Regions from separate parts of the Homo sapiens genome. Here region 2 is linked to region 1. Evidence: chromatin contacts called from ENCODE Hi-C data. All regions are on one chromosome and are shown on one strand. Each heading gives the region's core, a stretch centred on a gene start or an enhancer-like site at or near the end of the contact. The rest is flanking DNA. Distances are from core to core; before and after follow the strand shown.

Region 1 (6,530 bases), core at 3,308-5,807:
CAAGGACTTAGAGGAAGTTGGCATTGTGTTGCCCTGTGAAGAAACTGGGCATGAACTTTCTAAGAGGAATTAAACCCTTAACAATTAATAGGGTTATTATTACTGTTTAATTGTGTGTCTACTATGGGCCAGGCATTTTATGTACATTATTCTTCACAGTGACCCGCAGAGCTGGGCTTCATCATGTCTCTCTGAGATGAGAAAATGGAGGCTTGGAGGGGCTAAGTCATATGCCCAAAAGCCACTTAGCTGGTTAGTGACTGTGCTGGGACTTGCCTACCACCAAAGCTTCTACTCCTTTTACACTGTGGCTAAGTTCCCTGCTGCATGGGTTGTGTTCTGGTGCCTAAGACATTGCCTAGAAAATGGCAGGCACTCAACAAACATTTGTCAAGTGGACTATGTACAGCACCCACACCAGCTTTATCCTCCCTTTGTTGTCACTAGCTCTCTCACTGGAACATCTGGTCAACGCTGCTCACCTGTTCACATTTGCTCTGTTTCTGCATCAATCTTAAACAGATAAAGAAAAGTTTCTAAATCTCAGCCAAATCAGCTGATAAGGGCTGGATATTTCTTCGCACAAAAATGAAGATTTCCCTGTCACAGAAAAGGACTCTAGAAACCGTAAAACCCCAGAACTGTAGTGTTTCAAATTCATTTCCCTGTGGGACACTCAAAACAAGACTCATGCTTCCTCTCTGGTTTTCCTTTCCAAAGAGGCACACCGCGTGCTGTGAAGTGCTCTTCTACATGACAAACACAAAAATAATTGACATCAACTGGGCCTGAGTTTGCATTCTGGCTCTTCACTTGGGGCTTACGAATGTGAGCAAAGAAATCAAATTTTTAGAATGTTTTTCCCATCTGTACATTTTCTGATTGTGTCTAGTCTATACGGCTGCTGTGAGAATTTTTTTTTTTTTTTCTTGAGACATAGTGGAGTCTCACTCTGTCTCCAGGCTGGAGTGCAGTGGTGCGATCTCAGCTCACCACAACCTCCGCCGACCAGATTCAAGCGATTCTCCTGCCTCAGTCTCTGAGTAGCTGGGACTACAGGCATGTGCCACCACGCCCAGCTAATTTTTGTATTTTTAGTAGAGACAGGGTTTCACCATGTTGGCCAGGATGGTCTCGATCTCTTAACCTTTTGATCCGCCTGCCTCGGACTCCCAAAGTGCTGAGATTACAGGCATGAGCCACCATGCCCAGCCTGCTGTGAAGATTTAACGTGCAGATTAATGCAAAGTACATAGCACAGTGCCTGGCACATGAGATGTGAGGATAAAGAATGATCTACTAGCTATTATTATTGCCTAATAACAACCTTTAGTTTCTGTCTACACAATATTTTTTGCTTCTCAAACAAAACAAAACAAAAATTTCTAGTGCTAACATTATTCTAAATGCTCCCTGAGTTGTATACACTTTTTGGATTCTGCATTAGAATGGCTCCCCTTGCCGGGTCTCTTTTGCTAGTTGAGTTGGTTCTCTCACTTCATGCCCCTCTTTTGGTTTCTGACTCATACAGAGTCAGCAAAACACTCAAATCCTATGATTCTCACGTCCCCATACCTTGCACTGTCTGCCAGTCTTGGAAGCTGCGTTCTCCATATTTACATAGTGATTTGTCACTCTCTCTATTAAAAAGTTCCCTTTTATCTGAATTAACAGCGTAATTGTCCCAGCTCACCACTTCCAAAGTAACTCCAATAAATAGAAACCACAACATTTGGAAATCACCTCCAGCCCCCACTGTGCAAGCCTTACCCGGAAATCTCCGGCAGCTGCATGTTTTCCTAATGACCTTCAGTTGCTCAGAGAATGTATAATTCATTCCCTACCTATCTTCACTAATCCCACTTTCCTAAAATAAATATTAACTCAACTTATCTGCTAAAACAAGCCCAAATCAAGTCTCTTATCAAATGAACTCAGAGGCAGAACAGAAAGGTGAGAGTCTGGTCAATAGGAAATTGCCTTCATTGGAAAGGCAGGGCTAAAACTCCCTTTGGCCTTCAGTTTTATTCAATCTAGTTCAGCAAACCTTTATTGAATACTCTATATGCAGGCACCAACAGTTCCATAGAGGACAGAAAATTGGATTCAAAGTTAGGAGGCCTGATATCAAAAGAATTGGATTCAAACTCTATCTTTACTCTTGACCAATTGTGAACATCAGGAAAGTCACTCTGAGGCTCAGTTGAGCTGTGATAATAACATCATTACTATTACCAGAATCCCTCAACACCCTCACTGCCTCCCTAATAGACATAGCTTTTAGTAAACACTCTCTGAATTTGCCAATGATAAGAGAGTGAGTGTCTTGTGGAATATGAAAAAAATTGACATCTTCATGCATGGATGGATCATGAGAGTGGATGTTGAAATGATTCTACCTCAATTCAAAGGAGAAAGTTGTTTGTTTTATTTCATGAAAATGTATAAGTGTCATTGACCATTGGAATATCTTTCATAATCCAATTTTATTTTAGCCCACTTCAGTCCTAGTACTCTAACAACCCACTTGCTTGCTGCTAGCACATAAAACTGGAAGATCATGCCAAGAAATGTGACCTGAACCTCAAATTCAGAGGCTTATGCTCCCACGGAACCAATCTGGTGATGTTGCCTTTTTGTTTGAGCTTCCTTCTGCCTTAGGCCAACTGGATCATCCTGGCACCAGGGATGCTATGTTGAGCCATAAATACCTGACCCATTTTCTAGCAGCAACAGGCAAGGGGAGAACCAAGATGACATAGATGACACATGGGGAATGGTTCCAGTTTTGTCCTGCTAAACCACAACTACAAAGGTAATTTTAAAATGTTCTATGAGAAAAGGGCATGCGGGATTCCCTGTGTTGAGCTTCATCCCAGTGAATTACACTGTCTGAACAGATAATAAATATTTTCAGATAAACAAAAGGAGTGGGAATAGCAAGCAGAATACTAGGAAAGCTTTAAGACAACTGCTGATTGACCTGTACCTTCAACCTGGCTACTCAATATTGTTCCCAATGTGTGGATTCCCCTTGTATCACCCTACCTAATAAAATTCTCTCCTGTTTCCTCCACAGGGAGGTGATGAACAACTTAGCAAATGTTTGTGAAAGGGCAAGGTAGATTGTCAAATCCTGAAAATGCCAGCTATCAGTGGCATTCTTAGCAACTGGGATAGATGCTATAAGGGGTAGAAGATAAAAATCTCATGACCCCCAGCTCTGTATGAGTGAGAGCCAGTGAAAACTGGCAATAGGATCTCCAACAAGAAAAATCACTGAGCATTGTGCAAGAGGATTAATAACAGAAAAAAATGCAAATGTTTAGGAAAATGCCTGTGCTATTAAGAGAGTCAAAACCCAATGGGGTAATTATGGAGAAGAGGATACAAATGTCTTAGAAATCGTCAAGGAAAATCATTTTTTTGCCCTCTGCAGGGACTTACCAATGCATTCTCTGTAAATCATCATTAAACCTGCATGGGCCTAATGAGGTAACTCCACATCATCCAGTTGTTAAACAAACAAAAAGGTCTGCTCCCACTTTCCAAAGAGCTCTCCAGCCCACACACCTTTACTTGAGTTCAAATTTAGGAATTAAATACTCTCACTTCTTGTACCAGACTGTATTCAAATCTTTGATTTATGGAGTTGGGAACCAAGAGGTAAAAAGAGAGGGTATATTAATAGTTTATTTTTCTCATTGGCATCTATTCAGTAATGCTGTTTTTCATAAAGAGAATATAAACTGGAAACACATTTCACTGTTCTAAACACTTGGGGGATAAAACAACATAGTAGAAAAAAATAGTAAAAATGCTAGAATGAAAAAGACGAAATTGTGTAGGTGTGTCTCATGTTATAGGTTTTTGCCTCTTCATTATTCACTGTTAATTTTTAAATATATTTTGATAGCATAGGAATAAACTAACTCCTATTAGTTTATTTTTTTGTTCTAAAAATCTTTGATAGACTGTATGTGACCCAGGAGTTTCAAGTTGGCTTTCTGCTGCTGGAGTGTACCATTCCTGTATATTCTAAGGGGCACTATATATGGAAAGACACAAAAATGGAAAGTACCACCTTGAGACAATGGGTACTTGAAATGTATTATTTTAAAAATACTCCCCAAAAGTTTTCAGAAGTGGACAATCAGACTATATGATGAGTGTGGCCACTTGGATTCTTAAATTAATAACACTGGTGTATGAAATTTTACTCCTGAAATCCTAGTAATGCACAAAAAACAAAAGACAAAGGAACATGAAGGTTTTATCCAAGACCATTTTTCTTATGTTAGGAAGCTTTTACAAGGCCTCAGTCTCATGATGTAAATTCAGCAGAATGAAAGACTTTTAGATACAGTGAATTCAGCCAGGACTCCTGTCCTTGCCCCTCCCTTGCTTCTTTCTCAAGGAATAGAAACCATTTCCTCTTGGGCCTTTGTCAGGAAATGCAGATGACTAACCAAGCAGGAAGTGCCTCTACCTTTGACATTTTACTTCTGACACCCCGGTTACAGAGATAACAACAGCTGCTACTCTGTCAAAATGCATAAAAGCTAAGTCTTCTCCAAATCACCAAATAGCAAAAATTACAATTTTAATTCTACTTGCATGACCCATTTATTTAGGCCACTTTTTCCCTACTAGTTTATTTTTTGTTGTTCTAAAAATTTTTGGTGGACCTCATTTGTCACAGAAGTTTCAAGCTGGCTTTCTGCTGCTAGAAAGCAGTGTACGTCGAAAGGGGTGGTATGGATGGCAAGTCACAAAGATAGAAACTACCACCTTGAGACCAGTGGGTACCTGAAATGGCATTAATTTGAATGTTTCAGTTCTGCCTAAATGCTTAGTCAAAGCCTGCATACTGGAAAGACGGCATTCAGAAAAAAATGACAAAGGAGACCAAGACTACACTGGTGTGCTGAAACCAGCTCACACTGGGTCACACAGGCAAGCAAGACCAATTGAATGCAGCTCTTCCCAATTCCTTGTTCAGTGACTTCTTGATGTTAGCTAGAAATGAGCCATGTGAAAGTATTCACACCATGGAGATCAGTAAACATCACAAATTAGAGGGTTTTGTTTTGTCCCAGAAAGTCAGTTGTTAAATTTTTACTAGCACAGGACTTCCCTGGCTAAAGGCCTGAGGAAAGTCCATGTTTAAAGAACCATCTGGCTCTCCAAAGCCTTAGAAAGGCCTCTTCTTTCTTGTGATTTCTCAAAGAAGTGCCAGCAAGAAAGGAAGATCCATCCTGTGACTGTTTTTCTTTCCATGCTCTAAAACAACCAAAACTAGAGTTCTGGCCAATTACCTCCTCTCTTTGCTTTGTGTGGTGTATAAACTTCAAAGTGGTTAAATTCCTTTAGCCATACAACTTTTTACACCTTTAATTGTGCTACAATCTGGCCTGTCAAGTTCTGGAATCATTCTGTGAAGACAGTATTTAAATTTTCCTTTTCTTCTGCTTTACCTATCAGGCCCTAACTTTCATTCCTTTCTAAGCAAAGCTTCCCCAAATTGGTTTTCTCTCCTGCTCCACTGACTCACCTTCCATCCCTCCTTACTCCCAGAGGTCAGCCTGCCTCAGTTTGAGCCTCTGATGCTAGTCAATAATTGTTGCTTCTCCCTGGGGCCATGGCTGGCCCATATCCTCTTCTTTCTCTCTTTTGGGAGTTATGTCCCTAAAATTCTTCCCTTACCAGCACAGCTATTCTAAGCTGTGAGTCTCAGCCTACATTTCTGAATGATCTTCTCTCCCTTCTTGATTGGGTTGTTTTTCTACCCCAAGTCCCTAAATGCAAGGCTTTTCAAGGAGTCTGAGATGAGGATCAGCCATTGAATCCACATGGAAATCTCTTTTATAAAAATCAATGTTTGTATTTGTAAATATGATATTCTGTATTCTTTACAGATCCTTTTAAAGTAAGAAATGTTATGTGGAACAACAATTTCCACTGATGACCTCTCCAGTGTCCTCGGTTTCCCAACGTATCATATAGCAGCGGTTCTCAAACAGGGATAATTTGCCCCTGAAGGGACATTTGACAAAGTTGGCTATTTTTTTTTTTAATTTCACAACACGGAGGATGTGCTACTAGCTTCTAGTAGTTAGGCCTGATGGATACTGCTAAACATCATACGATGTACAGAACAGCCCCACAAAATAATGACTTCTCTGGCATAAAATACCAGTGTGCTGAGGTTGAGAAACCCTGACTTAGGATGACTCTCATTGCAGTTTCCCATAGCAGTTCACTGACTAATGGGAATAAGAGTTGGGTGGTAGCTAAAGGGTACTTAAAGAAACACTTGTTCTTGAGATACATAAGCACAATTGCATTTTGTTGATTTCTTTAGTCACACTTGTTTAACCACTCAATACTTCAAAGGCATAAGGTTTGTTGTACTCGTGTAATTATCTCAACCTTGGGAAAGGAGGGTACCCCATTAGATTTCCGAAAAGTCTTGGTTCTGACCCTCAGTCTTCACTGAGTTCACAGCAGATGAGCAACTCAATCCGTGG
Region 2 (6,009 bases), core at 910-3,409, 2.0 Mb before region 1:
GTCCAGCGACGCGATCTCGGTTCGGTTCACTGCAACCTCCGCCTCCCGGATTCAAGCCATTCTCCTGCCTCAGCCTCCCGAGTAGCTGGGAATACAGGCGCCCGCCATTACGCCCGGCTAATATTTGTATCTTTAGTAGACACGGGGTTTCACTATGTTGGCCAGGCTGGTCTGGAACTCCTGACCTCGTGATTCGCCCCCTTCGGCCTCCCAAACTGCTGGGATTACAGGCGTGAGCCACCGTGCCGGGCCCTCTCTCTTCTATTTAAAAGGATAGGCACAGCCTTTGGAACTGAATGTCTTTCCTCAGGCCTCATAATAGAAAATGAGGAAAGTCCATTCTGACAACTGGCTGCCTTAGGCAACAGAATTTGGGATTCCTACCCTTCCAGCTCCTGTTGAGTCAAAGGCAAAGGCAATAACCCAATAAATGTGGTGAGACAGTAAATGGAAACTGACATAAAAATAGCAATAAAAGCCTACTTCCTTCTTGACAATCAATACATAATGGAATGGGTATGATTTTACACCATAAAACATCAGAGAATAATAGAATATGGGCTGAAGAAAGCTCAGAAGCCACAACATTTTCCCCACCTTTTGATTTTCAAAACGATTCTTAAGATTTGTCGGGAGTATTTGTTTTCAATTGTTTCAGTGAGGCTCAGTTTTGACCACATGCAACCAAAATAGAGAATTTCATGGAGGATGGTCACAGGATTGGCTTAGAAAAATGTAATCCTGTGAGCTGTCCCCTTTCATAAATAATAAGGTTCCGACGGCTGCACCGAATGTTCCTCCTTTCAACGAGGTTGGGCCGAGGTTGGGCTCCCAGCTGCTGGGACATTTTTAGTCCATCTTGGACTCTCACCTCTGCCTCCTGCTCAGCTGTCAGAATGCCAGGCGGCTCTGCAGCCCAAAGCCCACTCCGTTTTAAACTTGCTCGTTTGCAATCACGTAACCCGCTACTGACGACAGAACCCTCAAGGCCCATTTATATGCGGTTCTCAAGTTTAGGTCTAGGGAAGTTTCCAGGAAGCTTAGTGTTCGGGGAGGAATTCGTTTTGCTTTTGCTAATCAAAGAGACACAAAAGCACAGCTGAGTCCCGAAGCTGGCACACGGGAAATCGAGGTACCACTGTCCCCTCACCGGAGCGCGCAACAATCACTTGGGGAGCGGGGAAAAGGTTTCCACCTTCCCCGAGCCTGGGGCACCTTCGCTCCCACCGCCCCAGCTGGTGGTGGTCTCGACACCACGCTCGTTGCGGGGTCACACGCCAGAGCTGGAAAGGGGAGGTCCAGCCCCAAGTAAAGCGACAAAGTAAGGACACAGTGGTGGCCAAGGGCTGTCTCCTAACCCCAGTCCCGAAAGACAGTGTGGAAAGTCCGCCGGCGCGCCAGCCCTTGAAACTCTGCCGGTCCGGCCGCGGCCCCTCCCCTGCGCGTCCCCACCTGTTGTGAAGCTGCCCAAGCTCCTTCTTGCCCAAATGCTTTGGAAACTGCCAAAGGACACTCAGAGGCCAGGGAATGTAACAGGCAAGCATAAATATGCAGAAGAGATGGAACCAAAATAGCGGGCAGGCAGGGCCGGCGCTCGTGGGGGTCGGTGATCTGGAGCCGGGCCCCCGCCGCCGCGGCCGCGCCAGCAGTGCCAAGACCTGGCGGGCGGCGCCGGCGCACTCCGGGCACCGAGTCTGCAAAAGAGGCCCTGAGCGGACCGCCGGACACCTCGCAGACTGCGGGCAGCGGTGGTGGCGGCCGCCTCTCCGGGGCTCCACGGCCGACCCGCCGCCCGCCGCCGCCATCCCCGGCCCGCTCCTGCCGGGTCCCCGACTCGAGCCCCGGAGGCGCCCGCTCTGCGGGACCGCGCAGCCCGGCTGCATGGAGCCCGGCGCGGTGCCCCGGCCGGCCGAGCCAGCCACGGCGCGAGAAACCGTCGCCCGCCACGGCGAGGGCAGGAAGAAGATGGCGGCTACCGTGGCGGCGGCGGCGGCGGCAGCGGCCTCACACGCGTCGCTGACGCCAATGGCTCGCGCCGGTCGGCGGGCCGCGGATGGCGGCGGCGGCGGCGGCGGCTCGGGCTCCGGCGAGGGGCGGGGCGAGGCGGGGAGGGGGCCGGCCGGAGGCAGAGGCTGGAGGGAGGCGGCGGGGACAGTTTGTTGTGCTCGGAACATGGCGGGCGTCGGCGACGCGGCCGCTCCGGGAGAAGGCGGCGGTGGCGGCGTGGACGGCCCGCAGCGGGACGGCCGCGGCGAGGCGGAGCAGCCGGGCGGCAGCGGCGGACAGGGGCCCCCGCCGGCGCCTCAGCTCACAGAGACGCTGGGCTTCTACGAGAGCGACCGGCGGCGGGAGAGGCGCCGGGGCCGCACAGGTGAGGCGGGCGGCGCTAGGCCGTGGCGGGCTCCGAGGGGCGGACTGGGGACCGAGGGCGGCGGGGGCGCCTTGGAACCCCGGCCCCCGAGCCGCGCGGCTGCCGTTGCCTCCCGGGGCTCCCCAGGCTGTGGGCGCGCGGAGCCGCCGAGGCTGCCGAGGCTCCGCGGCCGTTGACAGTTCCTCGGGCGGGTTGCGCGCGCAGCCCCGAGGCCCCCGCGGCCGCGCCAGGCCAGGTGTGCCCTAGAAGGGGTCTGCGGCCGGGAAAGTTCTGTCCGGGTCCTTGCATCGCCCTCGGAAGGTCTTAGGTTAGCGGGCATCTCCCACGTCTCGGAGCCCAAACGTGAGAAGCACACGGCTGATTTCTTAATTATATTCATGCCAAGGTGACTTTTTTTGTTCTGTATTTTAAGCAAACTTGAGCCATAGAAACCTGTTAACTTGCCCTGCAAGTAGATTTTTCACAGACAGCTGACGGTGTGGTAGTGACCATGAAGTTCAGTAGTTTTGCCCAGTACAGAAATATTTAACACTCCATAAAATGTTGCATCTGAACTTTTCCTGAACTGAAACTTATGCCAAAAAAATTACTAGATGAGAAAATGTGTACTTATGAATCCTACATTCAATGACCAGTTTTAAACGTATTGTTACAATGTTACAGTTTCTATAAGCTGTAGGTTTTTATTCTCATTTTAAAAGAATTTTTAAAACTTGCATTTGTATTCATATTGCAGTTACAGATTAGTTTTAAATGAAAAAAGGTTTTGAGATGGATGTCTTCTTGAATATAGAGTGAACCCAACGTTTTAATTCTCAAGCTGTAAACAGCAACTGAACCATAACTCCATTAAATTTCTTCCAACTAAAAAATTACTTCTGTTGTCCAAAAGGGGCTGTGTTAGCCGTTATTTCCTGAAGTTCATGCAAATAACTAAGTTGTGAGGCTGATTACATCATTGATTGTACTTGAGTACTGAAATTTTAAAACTACTTAAGGGGCATAAAGTTGATCAGATGCGATTCTAATTGATTTGCTGATTCCCAGAACTGGACGTAGGTTCTATTTGAAGCAGTCTATATTTTTGGAAAATTACAGACGGTCTTGTTTGGTCTTTTTCAATTAACCACTTAAAAATTCTCAACCATACTTTATTTGGTTTAGTTCTCAGTTAAACATTTGCTTTCAAGAGTATTTACTTTCTTCATTGGCAGGATCTCAGTAAGACAAAATAGCAAATCTCTCAACTGTCTGTTTACTTACTTAGACTTGAATATTAAAAGCACTCTGTTGTAAATAGAGATAGATGTAGCCAGGCTTCACTATACTTTCTTTAAAACATTTCTCAGTTGCAGGAAAGCCACCATTTTAAAAGCCTTTTTTTGTTGTTTGCGTGGAGAGGAAATGAAGTTGTTTGAAGCCTATTGATGAGCACAGATCTTGAGCTTGCAGTATCACTTAACACTTCTTCCCTGGCTTTTTCTGGGACTGGATACCTGGACTTCCATGGACTTCATTATACCACGTATCCATTCTTCACCAACATGGTTCACCATGTTTAAGGCTGGATTTTTTTTAACCCATAGTTGCAGGAAGTCATTATCAGGGAGATGCCTCCAGGTTTAGCTGTTGGGGTAGTCCTTGTTCTTTCCCCAGTTCCATTGATTTTGTGTGAGGAGATGTCAGTGGCCACTCCTGCTTTACCAAGTCACACTAGCCTTGGCGATCAGGATTTAGGTGAGAATTCCAAATTCCAGGAGTATTTCAGCTGGAGCCACTGGCCAGTGTTCTCTCTGAGCCTCCACATAAGCCCCTCCTTCTTTTCCCCTGGTGTCCCTGCTCTGCTAGTCACATAGCTCCTGCCACTGCTAGCACCCAGTCTGTAGCTCCGATAACCATATTTGTTAGAGGTTTCCCCACTAGAAACAATTATTTTAGTCCTTCTTCAATGCCCAGGCTGCTAAGTCTAGCGCTGCCCTCTTCCCCTGCTCTGTAATCCTTCCTTCCCCTCCTTTTAAGAATTTTTAAAAACGATTCCCTAGGAGCTGGCCTGGGTCAGAGGGCCTTTGAGTGGCAGCACCTGGAGTCATTTGGATAGCATTTCTCCCTGAATCAAACTAGTCCTCCACGGCTAGATGCTCGGACTTAAGGTATTACTTGTTGATTTTTTTATATTCTTGTGTGCCTCTGAGAGTCTAGCACCACTGCCCTTGAGATCTAGATCCCCCTGCAAGTTAAGGCAACCTTTGGCTTTTCTTTTTGAAAGTCATAATCTTAGTGTCTTGGTGGCTGAACCATCAGTCAGTTCCAAAGTTCCCTTTATCATTTCTCACAAGGAATTTAGGGCTCCTACAGGTAAGACATTTGTTGATCAGTCCCAACAGCCTAGAATTCCCTAAATGAATGTACATATTAGGTACTTATCCAAACTCTTTCCATCTGAATAAAATAAAACGTGGTGTCTGAGGTTCATTTTTTGTTTTATATCTCTCCTTGTTGATTTATATGTTTAGAAACTAGATATGTATATTTGTCTGTATGAATAGCTGTATATGCTCTATATTGTATTATACTAAACATGTGTCTCCATTAAGTCTAAGCTTTCTTTTCCTCATCACTTCGTTCTCAGAACTCCCGTTCTGACTTATATTTAGCCTGGCAATAGGCTGACGCATGTCTCAGATGCGAGTACTTACACCTTTTAACATAGTTAGAATTGGGAATCCCACTCATCATTCCTGTTTTTATTTGCTCTCTCAGAATGGTCATTGTGTATTTCCTTGTTGCATATGTGGTTACTGGCCTTGAACTCTGGATGTAGTGGTTATCAAGAACTGCAGATTGATCTCTTCTGTATTTTCTTCCTGTCCTTGAAAATACTACCAACTTCTGTTGTTCCTTTTGACATAAAACCAAATAATCAATGTTATGTTTTTGTGCTTGTTCCCCACTTGATTCATCTGCAGAAGTCCTAGGTAGGAGAGTTTCTGTATAGCCATATTTTTATTTAGGAATCTAAGTACAGCAAATCAACTTTGGACTAAGCATTAGGAAATCTGTGTTTTTGGCTTGGTTGGGTTGTTGAATTGCTTTGTAAACTCTGTGCTTGCTTAGACTGCTTGCCTAATCAGTTTGGTTCTGTTTCATAATGCCACTACTAGATAGTTCAGTATCTGAAGCATCTAGGTTGCTTCTAGTCACCATGGAGACTTAACAGAAGGCTTGGTGTAAATAAGGGTAGCACCTGTGAGGGTAGCACAGGTGAAACAGTACCTGTGTAATGCAGGTGTTGGAGATGCATGGGGATAGGTATTGCTTGTAAAACAAGAAAGCCTGAAGTCGGGTATAGGTGAACATATTGTTTCTACTGGTAACAGTGCCATGGACCCATTTCTTTCTTCTTTAACAGTGACTCTGGACTTCTAAAACTTCAACTTATTATCCATCTCTTTTGCCTCTCTCCTCTCCCTTTAACCATGGTTAGACCTCTTCTTGCTTCACCTCTGTTAGAGATTGAGCAGAGGCAGGAAGAATGAAACCCAGAAAAGTCAACTGAATTTTTAGCAATACCCTTAAAAGATTTCGAGTGGGACGAAGGTTTTAACTATTCATATTACCTATGTCTTATTCTTTGTGTA

What was found. Hi-C counts contacts between places; a loop is a spot of excess contacts on that map. Pooled maps may share reads with other maps.
Region 2: a loop to region 1 is called in a pooled map, with 7 times the contacts of the local background. The contact joins the promoter of TAPT1 here to the enhancer-like site in region 1. A Hi-C loop is called at or near these places in 2 of 37 single-sample maps with no recorded cell type and 3 of 50 pooled maps.

The regions. Positions count from the first base shown.
Region 1 is chr4:14,176,523-14,183,052 of GRCh38, reverse strand. All of the region lies in intron 1 of LOC124900670 (a long non-coding RNA gene), which reads right to left. Among named protein-coding and RNA genes, the nearest start is that of LINC01085, 68 kb to the right of the region's middle. RefSeq lists an enhancer at 4,254-4,548. Within about 2 kb of position 4,557, at least 4 of the 41 ENCODE cell types and tissues checked have a DNase peak (open chromatin) inside an H3K27ac peak, as active enhancers do.
Region 2 is chr4:16,222,621-16,228,629 of GRCh38, reverse strand. It overlaps TAPT1 (transmembrane anterior posterior transformation 1), which reads left to right and starts at 2,159. Exons shown (of 14, transcript NM_153365.3): 1 at 2,159-2,371. The coding sequence starts at 2,173. TAPT1-AS1 (TAPT1 antisense RNA 1) reads right to left here and starts at 1,967. Exons shown (of 3, transcript NR_027697.1): 1 at 1,453-1,967. RefSeq lists an enhancer at 1,047-1,106 and silencers at 1,617-1,816, 1,877-1,946, 1,957-2,056, 2,067-2,116, 2,227-2,606.